Regions from separate parts of the Homo sapiens genome. Here region 2 is linked to region 1. Evidence: chromatin loops called from intact Hi-C (ENCODE). Cell type or tissue: CD14-positive monocyte. All regions are shown on one strand. Links, peaks and the distances in the headings refer to the core of each region. The heading gives the core; the rest is flanking DNA.

Region 1 (6,012 bases), core at 413-5,412:
TACAAATACTCTGCGGCATGTTTACAAATACACCCAGGGCTGCCTGTGTGCCAGGCGTGGTGCTCAACACTGAGGCCTGACGCTCTTGATCTCACAACAACTGAAGCAGTTTATTTTACAAACGAGGACATGGCAGGAGGGAGACTGCCCGGCTCCCGCGGTTGGAAGCTGGTGTTTGAACCCACTCGTCCTCACATCAGTTAGTTTGGTCTCATGCGGTCCCTGCTGCCCCCGCCATCCCCAGCTTCAGTGGAAGCAGGATGAATTTTAAGTAACACAGACAGAAGTGAGATGGTAGCTGTGGCAGGCACCAGTAGAAGGTGGTGGCTGGACAGGGAATGCCAGTCAGCTGGAGACTCAAGGAAAACTAGGAATCAAGCAGGCAAAGGTGGACGGCATTCAACGCTCCCCTTGGGGGAAGATGAGTGAGGCCAGGATGGTGGATCAGCCCTGAGGCTGAGGAAGTAGAGTGGGAAGAAGAGCTGGAGGGGCCGGGCCCTCTTCCCTGGGTCAGGGGTTCTGTGTTATCCCCAGAGGGCTGGGGACCCCTGAAGTGTTTGGTGGGGAGGGGGCTGAGAAGGCGTCTGCCGTGGGGTGGCCTGCAGATGCTGGGTGCCTGTCCCGGGACTGTCTGGGTCAAGGGCCTTGAGAGGGTCCTCTCCAGAGAACACCGGGCTCAGCAATAGACTCCACTTGGCCCTGGTCATGGTCCAAAGGTGGGGGTCAACTGGACTCTTTGGGGAGAGTCCAGGCGGCCCTTGGCCCTCTGTAAGCCTCCGCACCCAGGCAGCCAGGGCTGGCTGAATGGGCTTCTGTGGCCCCTCAATAGGCCTTTCATCCACTCGTGCCTCGCAGAGCCTCTCCCAGAGCCTCTCCAGCTGAGGGCCTCCCTCCCTCGGGGCACAGAAAACAAAGGCACTGTCCAGGGAGGCCCCTGGCTGCTCTGACGAGGCACTTGGGGGAGGGGAGCTGGACCATTGAGTCCCCACGTGAGCAGTGCCATGCCCTCTCCTCTGACCAAAGGGAAGCGTGGGGTCTCCACGTTGCGTGCCTAAAACCCCTGCCTGGTTTCACATCTTCCTTTGGAAGAAGTCCAGGCTCCCTTACCAGGCAAGCCAGGCTCTCCAGGCAGCCCCCGCATCTGCCATGTGGTCCCCGATGTTCCAGCCAGCCTCGGCCCTTCTTCTCTGACCAAACGCCCTGCATCCCCCTGGAGAGCCTTGCTCCCTCTCACCAGGTCTCGACCACACCACAGGGCACAGGGCACAAGCACGGCGCCCATTCCAACTTGGCCTGTGCAGGTCAGCTCAGGGGCCACCTCCACCTTTGCAGTCACCCCCTCGGGGTGCCTTCCTTACCACCCCACCCCAGCACCGGCCTTCCCTGACCCAGCTGGGGCCCTGCAAGACATCCCGAGTGCTGCCCGTGCCCACGTGCACCTGACGGCATTGCCTCACTTGATCTTCACAAAGATCCTGAGAGGTAAGAATAATTCCCTTCATTGATCTGATGAGGAACTTGGGGCTCAAGGCCCGAGCGCCTGGTCTGCAGTCAGGCCTGTCAGGGCCAGGCCAAAGCCCCACCTGCCTGCAAAGCCACGCTCCTGGCTCCACACTGCAGGCTTGTCACACTGGCCCCTCCCCACCCAGAAAAGGCCCTTTGCTGGCAGGGCGTCCGGGGCCCAGCGCAGGGCAGTATCCACCACAGAGAGCCAGTGAACGACAAGAAACACAGGACGTGCCGAGCCCTGTCCTCGGTGCGTTCAGAGAGCACGCGGCAGCCTCTCCACTCACCCTCAGCTGCTGGCAGGCAGAACTTTATTCATGGGCCTGTCTTAGACTTGCACAACGCTGTGAAATCCTCGAAGTGCTTTCACAATCCCCAGGCCACATGTGTGACCACCTAACAGCCATTTTACAGTTAAGGAAACCGAGACCTTCAAGTCCGGGCACCTGGCAAGCTCGTGGGGTTGGGCTTCGTATCCAGTTCTGTGGGCCTGCTCTGCCCCAGGCGCTGCATGAGGTCCTAGGGGACAAAGGGGAACAAACCCTGACCTCAAGGTGCCTTGCATGGCGGGGGAGGCTCCTGCTGGATTGGGGCTCCCATAAAGCATCCTTTATCCTCCTCTAAGCAACAATTCCCACAAAGCCCCCTACCTCCTGTGACCACCGCACCTGCTGCCCGCCCCGACCCCACAGCTGTTTCCAGACAGTTTCAATATCTCCTAAGCACAATCATCAAGCTGAAACAGTGGTTCCATATTCAAATTCCTGTTTTCTGTGAGATCATCCTCACAGGGGCCTTATCCAAGATCCTAACTCACTGCTCTGCTCAGACACAGAAAATGGCCTCCTACATGACCAGCTGACCGACCGACCGACCACTTCCTGAGTAATTTCTCAAGCTTCTCCTGACACTCACGCAAAGGTGCCCCATCTCAGCCAAGAGCCAGCACTGCCAGCTTCCCCGCCCTTTCCTCCACTGCCTGGGCTTGAGGCCACCCAGCCACTGCCCAGTCATCATTCCACCTCCTCCCGCCTCCATGCCAGCATGCTCTATGGCACGAGGAAGTCACAGAACCCTTGAACCTTGAGGCCCACCCACGCCCCCAGCTCACGATATCTGCAGAGATGCCAAACCCTGGCAGAGGAACTCAGGCCATGTGCTTCAGCTGCTCCCTCACTCCTCCACTCCCTGCCCGGGCCCTGAGCCAGGAGCCAGGCACACAGCTGGACCCATCCGCCAATGCCACCCACCCTTGTGCCCAGCACCCGGCCCACGGCAGGTGCTCAGTGTGCAGGCCCACATGTACTAGGTGCAAGGCAACGACACACCACACAGGACAAGGATGCAAAGCACCTTCTGGGCCCTTCTGCGGCTCTGCCTTCCCAGGGGTCTCAGTCCCCTGCTCGATCTCATGCTCTCCGCAGGCAACGTCCTTGGAAATGCCCACTCCCACACCAACCCTCATTCCTAGCCCTCCTCTACTCTGACTTCTGAGACCCACTGCATTGTGAAAACCAGGGGGCTGGGCTCTGCCTCGTACACTATGCCAGGACAGGCCCACCCAGGAAAAAAAGGGCATCGAACATCCTTCTCTGGAGAAAGGGATATGTTTGAGCATGAGAAGGGAAGCGCCAGCCTCGAATCCAGGACAATTAGGTCCAACATCCCCTGCTGCTATGGGACCCTGCACAAGTGCCTTAGCCTAAGTCCCACTGTCTCCCTCTGCCAACAGGGACAACACCCCTCACGTCACCGGGCTGTCACTGGAATGAAACGCTGCCAATACAATACTGGAGGAAATGAAGTCCCCTCCGTAAAGGGGACTGCAGTGGTTCTGGCTCCAACTGTCCCCGGGAGAGAACGGGCCCCACTGAACTTCAGGGAAGGATCCTGGACGCAGAGCCTTCTTCTTGTCGCAGCCTCTGATAGAGATGACCTCATCCCTGTACCCTAAAGCAGAAGCAGCTCCGGCTGGGGCGGATCCATCGGGGTTTGCTGCAGGGAGAGGGCTCCCGGGAGCTGAGCAGCAGCTAACGAGCTCCCACTGTGTGCGGGGGCAGCTCCCTCCTCCCTGGATCAGGAGAAACCTGGAATCCTAGACCCCTACACCCCTGGTAGGCATGGTCTCAGGGATGGCCCAGGTCAGCACCGGCCAATGCAGACAATCCGTGGGCTGGCAGGAGGGACCTGCAGATAGAGCTGGGGGTTTGGGGCAGGAAATCTAGGACCCAAAGTGTGAAGTCACAGTTCACAGGGTTGTGGGATGAGAGGGTTCGATTTCTATTTTGTGGGGCCAGAGTGGGGTGTGATTCTTCTCGCTTGTCTTGCTTCCTTCACTTCTGATGTCCCCGATCCCCAGCACACACAGCATCAACCTCCCTGAGCAGCTGGTCCTGCCTACCCACAGTGCTTTTTACAAGTGGCTTGGTTTCAAGTGGTTAAGAGTGTGGACCAGTGAAATGTGTCCCAGAACCTTGGCTGTGAGCAGTGACCAGGCCAACCTTCTTCTCCCTAATTCATAAAAGGAAACTGAGGCACAGCGCTGCCACCTGTCACAGCAGCCTCCATGACACGCTCTGAGGCTCTAGGTCTGACCCTCGCTCCTTCCTCAGGCAGAGATAGAGCAGCAAGCAGTACTACTCTGCAAAGGGGAACAGAGCCCAGAGGCCTACAGTGACTTCCCAGAAGCGGCTCAGCAAATTACAGTGTGAACCTTCATTGCCCTTTTCCTGCCGCCTCTGCTCAGGCAGGGCCCTGTGTGGGCAATACCTCGCTCAAGGGCCAGTTCCCCAACAAATGATCACCTCTTCACCGGAAAGATCCCTCTCCACCCCCCCAACCACCAAACACTCACCCGAAAGATCCCTCTCCACCCCCCTACCACCACTCACCCGAAAGATCCCTCCCCATCCCCCCCAACCACCAAACACTCACCTGAGAGATCCCTCTCCACCCCCGCCATCACCACTCACCCGAAAGATCCCTCTTCACCCCCCAACCACCACTCACCCGAAAGATCCCTCCCCATCCCCCCAACCACTCACCCGAAAGATCCCTCTCCACCCCCCAACCACTCACCTGAGAGATCCCTCTCCACCCCCGCCATCACCACTCACCCAAAAGATCCCTCTCCACCCCCACACCACCAAACACTCACCCGAAAGATCCCTCTCCACCCCCCCACCACCAAACACTCACCCGAAAGATCCCTCTCCACCCCCCAACCACCAAACACTCACCCGAGAGATCCCTCTCCACCCCCCAACCACCAAACACTCACCTGAGAGATCCCTCTCCACCCCCGGCACCACCAGTCACCCGAAAGATCCCTCCCCATCCCCCCCACCACCAAACACTCACCCGAAAGATCCCTCTCCACCCCCCAACCACCACTCACTTGAGAGATCCCTCTCCACCCCCGCCATCACCACTCACCTGAAAGATCCCTCTCCACATCCCCACCACCACTCACCGGAAAGATCCCTCTCCACTCCCCCATCACCAAACGCGCGCCTAGGCAGCTCCTCCTGTCACTCCCAGGGGCCTGCGCCCAGGCATCCGTCTCTGAGCTGGTGCGAGGGATGAAAAGTCAGAGCCGTGGAGGGGAGCTCAGGTGGGAGAGGGACAGGAGCCACACACGAGGGACTACGCAGTGTCACAGCACAGGGGCAGGAATTGACAGGTGGCACCAAGAACAAGGGTAGCAGTGGCTGATTCCACCAACGGGTCAGGAAGAGGCCACAGAAGGGCCCTAGAGCCAAGGGCCCCCCTCTCCGCCAACAACGGGTTGAGGAGGGTGATTCCAGGCCAAGTGTGGAGGGGACCTCGGGAAACCCCCTCCAACAAGTCTTACGGCTGGGGCTCAGGGGGTCAGCTGGGGCAGGTCACCAAGGGTCTTGGACTATATGCCTGGCAGACATCAAGAGGTTCTTAAAGGTGTGAACGTGGGCCAGGTGCAGTGGCTCATGCCTGTAATCTCAACACTTTGGGAGGCCAAGGCGGGTGGATCACCTGAGGTCAGGAGTTCAAGACCAGCCTGGCCAACATGGCAAAACCCTGTCTCTACGAAAAATACAAAAAAATGAGCCAGGCATGGTGGCAGGCACCTGTAATCTCAGCTACTCAGGAGGCTGAGGCAGGAGAATCACTCGAACCCAGGGGGCGGAGGGCGCAGTGAGCCGAGATTATGCCACTGCACTCCAGCCTGGGTGACAGTGACAGGAACAGCCACATGGGGACATATGGGACAATGCAGGTGGGGAGAGGAGACAGCCCAGGCACAGCCTGGACCTCAGCCACAGCTGGCTGAGGGGCAAGGGAGGGCTGACTCTTGGCCTGCGGCTGAGGAGTGCAGGGGAGAGCAGACACAGGGCGGGCAGCGAGTCACGTCTTGGTCAGGCTGAGCTGGAGGCACCCGAGACACATACAGGTGGGAGCAGATGTCCCAGGGCAGTTGGTGATAGGGTTCAGGCCACGTTACCCCAAAATACGACACGCTGGCACTTG
Region 2 (6,012 bases), core at 637-5,636, 82 kb after region 1:
GCCTGCCATACACACCCCGCCTGCTGCTCAGCAATGGCATCACAGCCCCTCCTGCCAGCCTGCCCGGATGCAGGGAGCAGCAGGAGAGTTTCTACAGGAAATAGACATGGGCATGGGTGGCATGTGGGGAGGCTCTAAAAGGCTTGATTAGCTCCTTTACCATGAGTGTGTTTACAGCATGTATGTGTAATGACACACACAGTGTGAGGGTGTATATTGCATGGTGCGTGTTATCTCTGTGGGGTGTGTTCTTGTACACCGGTGCAGGGCATATATGTGTTATGATGTGGGTTTGTCCAGAGAATAAAGCAACAACTTCCTCTCCAGGATGGGAGGACTGTTATGTGGTCTCTGGTGTCCTTTCTGTCCATTCTTTAGAGCATCCCACCAGGGACCCTGCCTGTGAATCTGTTGGCTCTCTCTTTTCTGACAGTGCAAAACAAAGCTCCTTCTGCAGCCAGACAGACCCTGGCAGCAATTCCAAGCAGATGCCCACTTACCAGCTCGGACTAGTTGCTCTAACGCCTCTGAGCCTGTTTTTTGGTCTGTTAAAGGAGATTAATAACACCTACCACGCAGGGTGGCAGCGACAGTGAGGAAAGGTATGCCTATGAAGAGCTTAGAATAGCGCCTGACACACAGTAGGTGCTCAATTCACAGTAGTGTATATGCCCACACACAGGTATGTACATTCCAAATGCACCAACGCCCCTCAAGATACCCTCAATACACAAATAGATTGAGTCTGGGCTGGATGCGGTGGCTCATGCCTGTAATCCCAGCACTTTGGGAGGCTGAGGTGGGAGGATCACTTGAGCCCAGGAGTTCAAGACCAGCCTGGACTGGTGGAGACATGGTGAGACTCTGTCTCCATGAAAAATAATTAAAAATTTAAAAAATATATTTTAATTTGAAAACTTTTAAAAAGGAAAGATATGGACTAGGTCTGGTCGCTGGGCTCCTGACGACAAGGCTTGCTGTGCACATACATCTTCATTAGTGTGAGCTGTGCTCACGTCGGCTGCGTGGAGGCTGGGACAGACACGGACACCCCACAGTGCCCAGTGATGTGTCACACCCACACATCAGCACCACGCTGACCTCTTGCCAACCTGCCATATCTGCCCCCTTATCTACTCAGAATGGTCAAGGTGCCCAGGGGGCAGTGTCTCTCAGTAATTTTCCACAACCTGAGAAAAAGCTGTGTTTCTCTCAGATGTGGGGAAAAGGGGAGCCCTTGTTCCTGAGGCATCCTTCCTGCTGTCCTTGCTCTTGTAAGGCTGACTGGCTGAGTTTTTGGGTGGAGGGGCTGAGGCTCCCAGCCTATCTCAGATGGTGCTGAATGTGGCTGGAGGTTACGATTGCTTTGGTCCCACCACCCCTCAGAGGATGCCCTGCGCAGAGTCTTGGGTCTGACTGACCTCGGCAGCACCCAGCCCATAAGGTCCTGTTAATCAAAATCCTTGCTGGGGCCTGGGAGCTCCATGAGGGAAGGGGCCACATCTCCCACAGGTCTCGGGCTTCAGCACCCAGTACAGGAGCAGGTGTTCATGAACTGAATTATATATCTTTTGCATTAAAAAAAATTTTTTTTGAGACAGAGTCTCGCTCTGTTGCCCGGGCTGGAGTGAAGTGGCATGATCTCAGCTCACTGCTGCCTCTGCCACCCGGGTTCAAGTGATTCTCCTGCCTCAGCCTCCCGAGTAGCTGGGATTACAGGTGTCCGCCACCACGCCCGGCTAATTTTTGTATTTTCAGTAGAGATGAGGTTTTGCCAGGTTGCCCAGGCTGGTCTGGAACTGCTGACTTCAGGTGATCCACCTGCCTCAGCCTCCCAAAGTGCTGAGATTACAGGCGTGAGCCACCGGCCTTTTTTTGCATTTAAGTCGCACCTCCAGGGGTTGGGGAGCTGTATGCAGTGGTGGTTACATGTGTGGGCTGAGGCATGGAACTACACAACCTCTTGGGCCTGAGCTTCCCCTTGTTAAACTGGAATAACAATGAAGACGCCTTCCTCATAGGGTTGTTCCAAGAACACCATGAAGGAACGCATGCAAAGTGCTCAGGGAGTGCCTGACCCCACATACAGAGCACCCAGGGGCTGCCCTCTTCATCCCAGAGTCACTGCTCCCACTGTTTTCTGGGCTCTGGCCCCCCCTAAAATTTCACAGGCCGCTAACACAACACTACCTTCTGTCACAAAATGAGAGCTTTCTGGTGGGCTAGGGTAGGGGGAGATATTAACAGCCAACTTTAAAATCAGGCAGGAAAAAAAGGTGCCAAGGAGACAGGAAGTAATAAATGACTCCAGGTTGGGCAGGGCAGGCTGGGAAGAGGAAGTGGATTGGGTCTTGTTTAGGTAAAAGACTTCAGTGGCAGACAAAGGAGGAGTAATAAGATCGCTAGGGGGCCCGTGCCCAGCCCACCCACGCACAATCTCAGTCCTCGCAATACCCACAAGGTAGGTGCTAGGATCACACCCTTTACGGACGCGGCACCTGCGACAGGGATGCGCGAGGAGTCAGGGGGCCTCGCCGGATCGAACCTAAGCTGGGGAAGAGTATTTCTTGTATTTTTAGGAGAAATTCTCAGCCTCGGGGAAGAGTATTTCTTGATGAGGGAAGAGCGCGGGGAAGACACTCACGCACGCACAAACATGTGGGCGGCCATGGTGTGCCCAGCGCCGTGCTGGCTTCTGGGAACCCCCAGTGGACAAGACGGACAAGGTACCGGCTCTCAGGGGAAGTGGGAGCCAGTCACAAGCGTACCTAATTTCGGAGAGTGACAAGTACTCTGAAAAAGAAAGAAGGTAGGGCTGGTGACTGGCCAATTTAAGCGGGCAGGAGTCTGCTGGGGGACGGAGACCAGCCTCAGGTCTGGGTTGGGGACAGAAGCTGTGCCTAAGTGTGGTGCAGGATGCAGTTGCAAAGGAGCGCTTCCGATCGCACTTGATGCTCGCCACGTCCCTGCAAAGTGCTCCCGCCCCCTTTCTGCAAATGAGGAAACGGGACGCGCGGCTCGCCGGGCCAGGTAGGGCTAGGACGCGGACTCTAGGCCCAAGCGCTCCCCAGCGCAAGCCCTCCCCCGCACATCCGACCGCGCCTGCGCTGGAGACCCCGGGGGCGTGGCCTCCCCGGTGGGCGGGACCGTGGTCACCGAGGTGGGCGGTGCCAGAGGATCTGGCGGCGGGGCGGGGCGGGGCGCGCGTCCTGGCTTCGCCCTTCCCCGGGGCGGGGCCTCCGGGGACCGCGGGGCCGTTGGTTTCGGGACGGAACGTTCACGCGGCTGGGGCGGGCGCGCGGGGGAAGGGTTTGCGGCGGCGCCGCTGCCGGCTAACGCGGAGGGGCGCCTGGAGGCGGCGTGGCGTCCGCTCTGGCTCCGACTCCGGCTCTCGCTCTCGCTTCTAGCCCGCGTGCCTGCGCAGTCCCCTCCCCGAGAACCATCCCCTTGCCCCGCCCAGCGTCAGGGGTGCGCGGCCGCCGAGAGACCCCGGAGGCGTAGCCGGCTGCGGAGGCGAAGAGGTGGCAGCGCGAGCTGGGACCAGCGTCTCGGAGGCGCCGCAGGTGAGGGGGCGGGGCGGGCCCGCGGTCCCTGCATCCGGAGCCCCTGGGGACCCCGAGATCCTCAGGATCCGCCCCGGCCCCGGGGCCACCCCAGGACTCCCTCTCAGCTCTTCCCCTGGAGCCCCTGCCCCCGAGACCCCCTCAGGATCCGCCCTGCCCCTCCAGGCCCGCGAACCCCGAAACTCCAAGATTTTCTCTGGACTCCGAGACCCCCTGAGGACCCCGGCCGCTAGTGGGCCCTGAGAACTGTTGGTTCCGGAAACTCTCGAGGTTCCCTTGGGACTTGCTTCCAGCAACCTCCTCAGAAGCCCCCAGGCCCGGGGCATCTTCCTGTGGGGAGCCGTGGTTCCCAGTGTCCTTAGCCCCGCGAGACCCCGGGTCCCCGTGCCGCCCACCCTGAGGCTCCCTCTCCGACCTGATCTCAGGGCTAGGTTTCTCCAACTTGAGGTCCCTGGACCTGCGGGGCGTGGGTGGAAGTGTTCCCAGGTCTGGTGATAACTTAAGACGGTAACAGCGCGCCCGACGACCACCTCCTAAGCTGTGGTCCCCGCGCCTGCAGGTGCAGGGCCGGGTTTAAGTTTTAATGTTCTGCTGAGACTCAGGTGGCCCCACAGGACAGTCTATAGAGCAGGAGACCTGAGGTGGCCGAGGGCGGCCGAACCGGGGAGGGAGCGAGTTAGGGCACATGGGGACGCTTTTAGGTTGTCTCCTCCTTAATTTTTTCATTCAAGGAACTAACATTTTGTTTTTGAATGCCTGATAGGCTCCAGGAATTGACACTGGAAATAGAGATGAGACGGTCCCTGCTGTCAGGGCCTAGGGACCTGGGGCATAAGACAAGTAGGTCGTTTTTATCTGGAGGAAGCTGTGTCGTCGCTGGCAGGGAACCCATCTGGGTGGGCATGGGATTCTGGGAAGGGGTGGGTGTTAAGGAGGGCGTCTTAGGAGTCGTGGGGAGGAGATGCTAAGCAGCAGGTGAGCTGATTCTTGAAGGTTGAGCTAGAGGAGAAGTTTGCCAGGGTCATTCCAGGCAGAGTTTCAGGGGACAGCCAGTATGTCAAAAGGCAGAGAGGCTGCCACGGCACACAGTGTTGGAAGGCGGGAGGTGTGGCTGGAGCACACCTAATGAAGGTGGCGTGGGAGTGAATGCTAACTGCGGAGAACCCAGCTTTGCTCCCGGAGGCCCACCGTGCCCTTGGCCCTTTCTTGAACGACTGCACCTGCCATTGTCCTGAGAAATGATCCAGCTGAGCTGAAGGAAGGTGGGAGGTGGTCAGGGGGAGAAGTGAGGGAAGTGTCTCGCTAGAGACCTGGTATGGGAGAAGCTGGGACTTTTGCAGAGTACTGGGTTTGAGGTGGGAGTGACAAGAAAGAGGGTGTGATTCTGAGAGCCAGTCAGGACCAAAGCATGCCCAGTTTAAGCTGAGTGGAGGGTTTGGTACTTAAAGGGAGTGGGTGGCCATTGAAGGGCTTTGGGAGGAGAGGGGCGGGAGTTGGTGTGTTTTTGAACCATCCATGTGGCTGTGGTGGGGAGACTTTTTTGGAGGAAGCAAGACCCTATGAGAGATGGGGGTGACCTGGACCAAGGCGGTGGTAGTGGGGGACTGTGGCTTTCTGGAACGGGGCTAAGCTTCTGAAAGCCCAGGCCCAGAAGACTGGTTCCCGCTCTTTCCTGTCTGAGCCTGGGGTCTGAACTTTAAGTGAGGTTTTTGTCCTATTACCGTAGGGTCTGTGGTCGCCTTAGTGCTTCATGGTGACTGTGTGTGTGTGCTTCACCATAGTCTAATGACCACACAGGACGCAGTGGGGCAGGGTGGGGAGAGGCTGAGTCTCAGAGGTGGGCCAGGACCATGCTGGGCTAGGGGTCCTGAAGAGAACCTGTGTGTGGAAAAACCACCCATCGTGCTTTTTCTATTATCTCACTCAACGACAATCAACAGAGATGTCTTCTGTGACCAAATGTGAGGAGAGGTTTCTCCCTGCCACCAAGCGGGCAGTCATTTGTGCAAGAGACACCAACTGGGTATCTTCCAATTCAGTTCTGATACTACCTGGAGATAGCATCAAATCTCGCAAGTTGAGGGCTCAGTCCCCCAAGACTGCCCTCCACCCCTTCGGACACCAGTCACAAGCCTGAGCCTCTGGAACTTCTGATCGATCAGCTTCAAGTTGGGGTTCCCATGACCCTTCCTTAGGTTTGATTAATTTGCCAGTCGCGGTGGCTCACGCCTGTAATCCTAGCACTTTGGTAGGCCGAGGAGGGTAGATCATCTGAGGTCGGCAGTTCGAGACCAGCCTGGCCAACATAGCAGAACCCCATCTCTACTAAAAATACAAAAAATTAGCTGGGCATGGTGGTGTGCACCTGTAATCTCAGCTACTCAGGAGGCTGAGGCACGAGAATCCCTTGAACCCGGAAGGCTGAGGTTGCAATGAGCTGAGATTTTGA

The links. Peaks named below come from ENCODE experiments on the same cell type or tissue, not always from the same donor. Only the 100,000 strongest peaks of a DNase experiment are listed, where the experiment ranks them.
Region 2: a loop joins it to region 1, with 3 times the contacts of the local background. A loop is called at or near these places in 1 of 110 quality-filtered maps.

What each region holds. Positions count from the first base shown.
Region 1 is chr22:45,224,359-45,230,370 of GRCh38, forward strand. All of the region lies in intron 1 of KIAA0930, which reads right to left. Among named protein-coding and RNA genes, the nearest start is that of KIAA0930, 14 kb to the right of the region's middle. RefSeq lists enhancers at 67-1,061, 1,062-2,054, 1,703-1,847 and a cis regulatory region at 1,775. In CD14-positive monocyte, for the core only: no CTCF peak of the experiment used is centred there; DNase peaks (open chromatin) are centred at 1,853, 2,413, 3,463, 4,163 and 1 weaker place; H3K4me3 peaks cover 3,014 bases; H3K27ac peaks cover 5,000 bases.
Region 2 is chr22:45,306,621-45,312,632 of GRCh38, forward strand. It overlaps FAM118A (family with sequence similarity 118 member A), which reads left to right and starts at 3,314. Exons shown (of 9, transcript NM_017911.4): 1 at 3,314-3,563. RefSeq lists a silencer at 2,980-3,659 and an enhancer at 4,376-5,184. In CD14-positive monocyte, for the core only: no CTCF peak of the experiment used is centred there; DNase peaks (open chromatin) are centred at 2,321, 2,731 and 3,091; H3K4me3 peaks cover 2,961 bases; H3K27ac peaks cover 1,975 bases.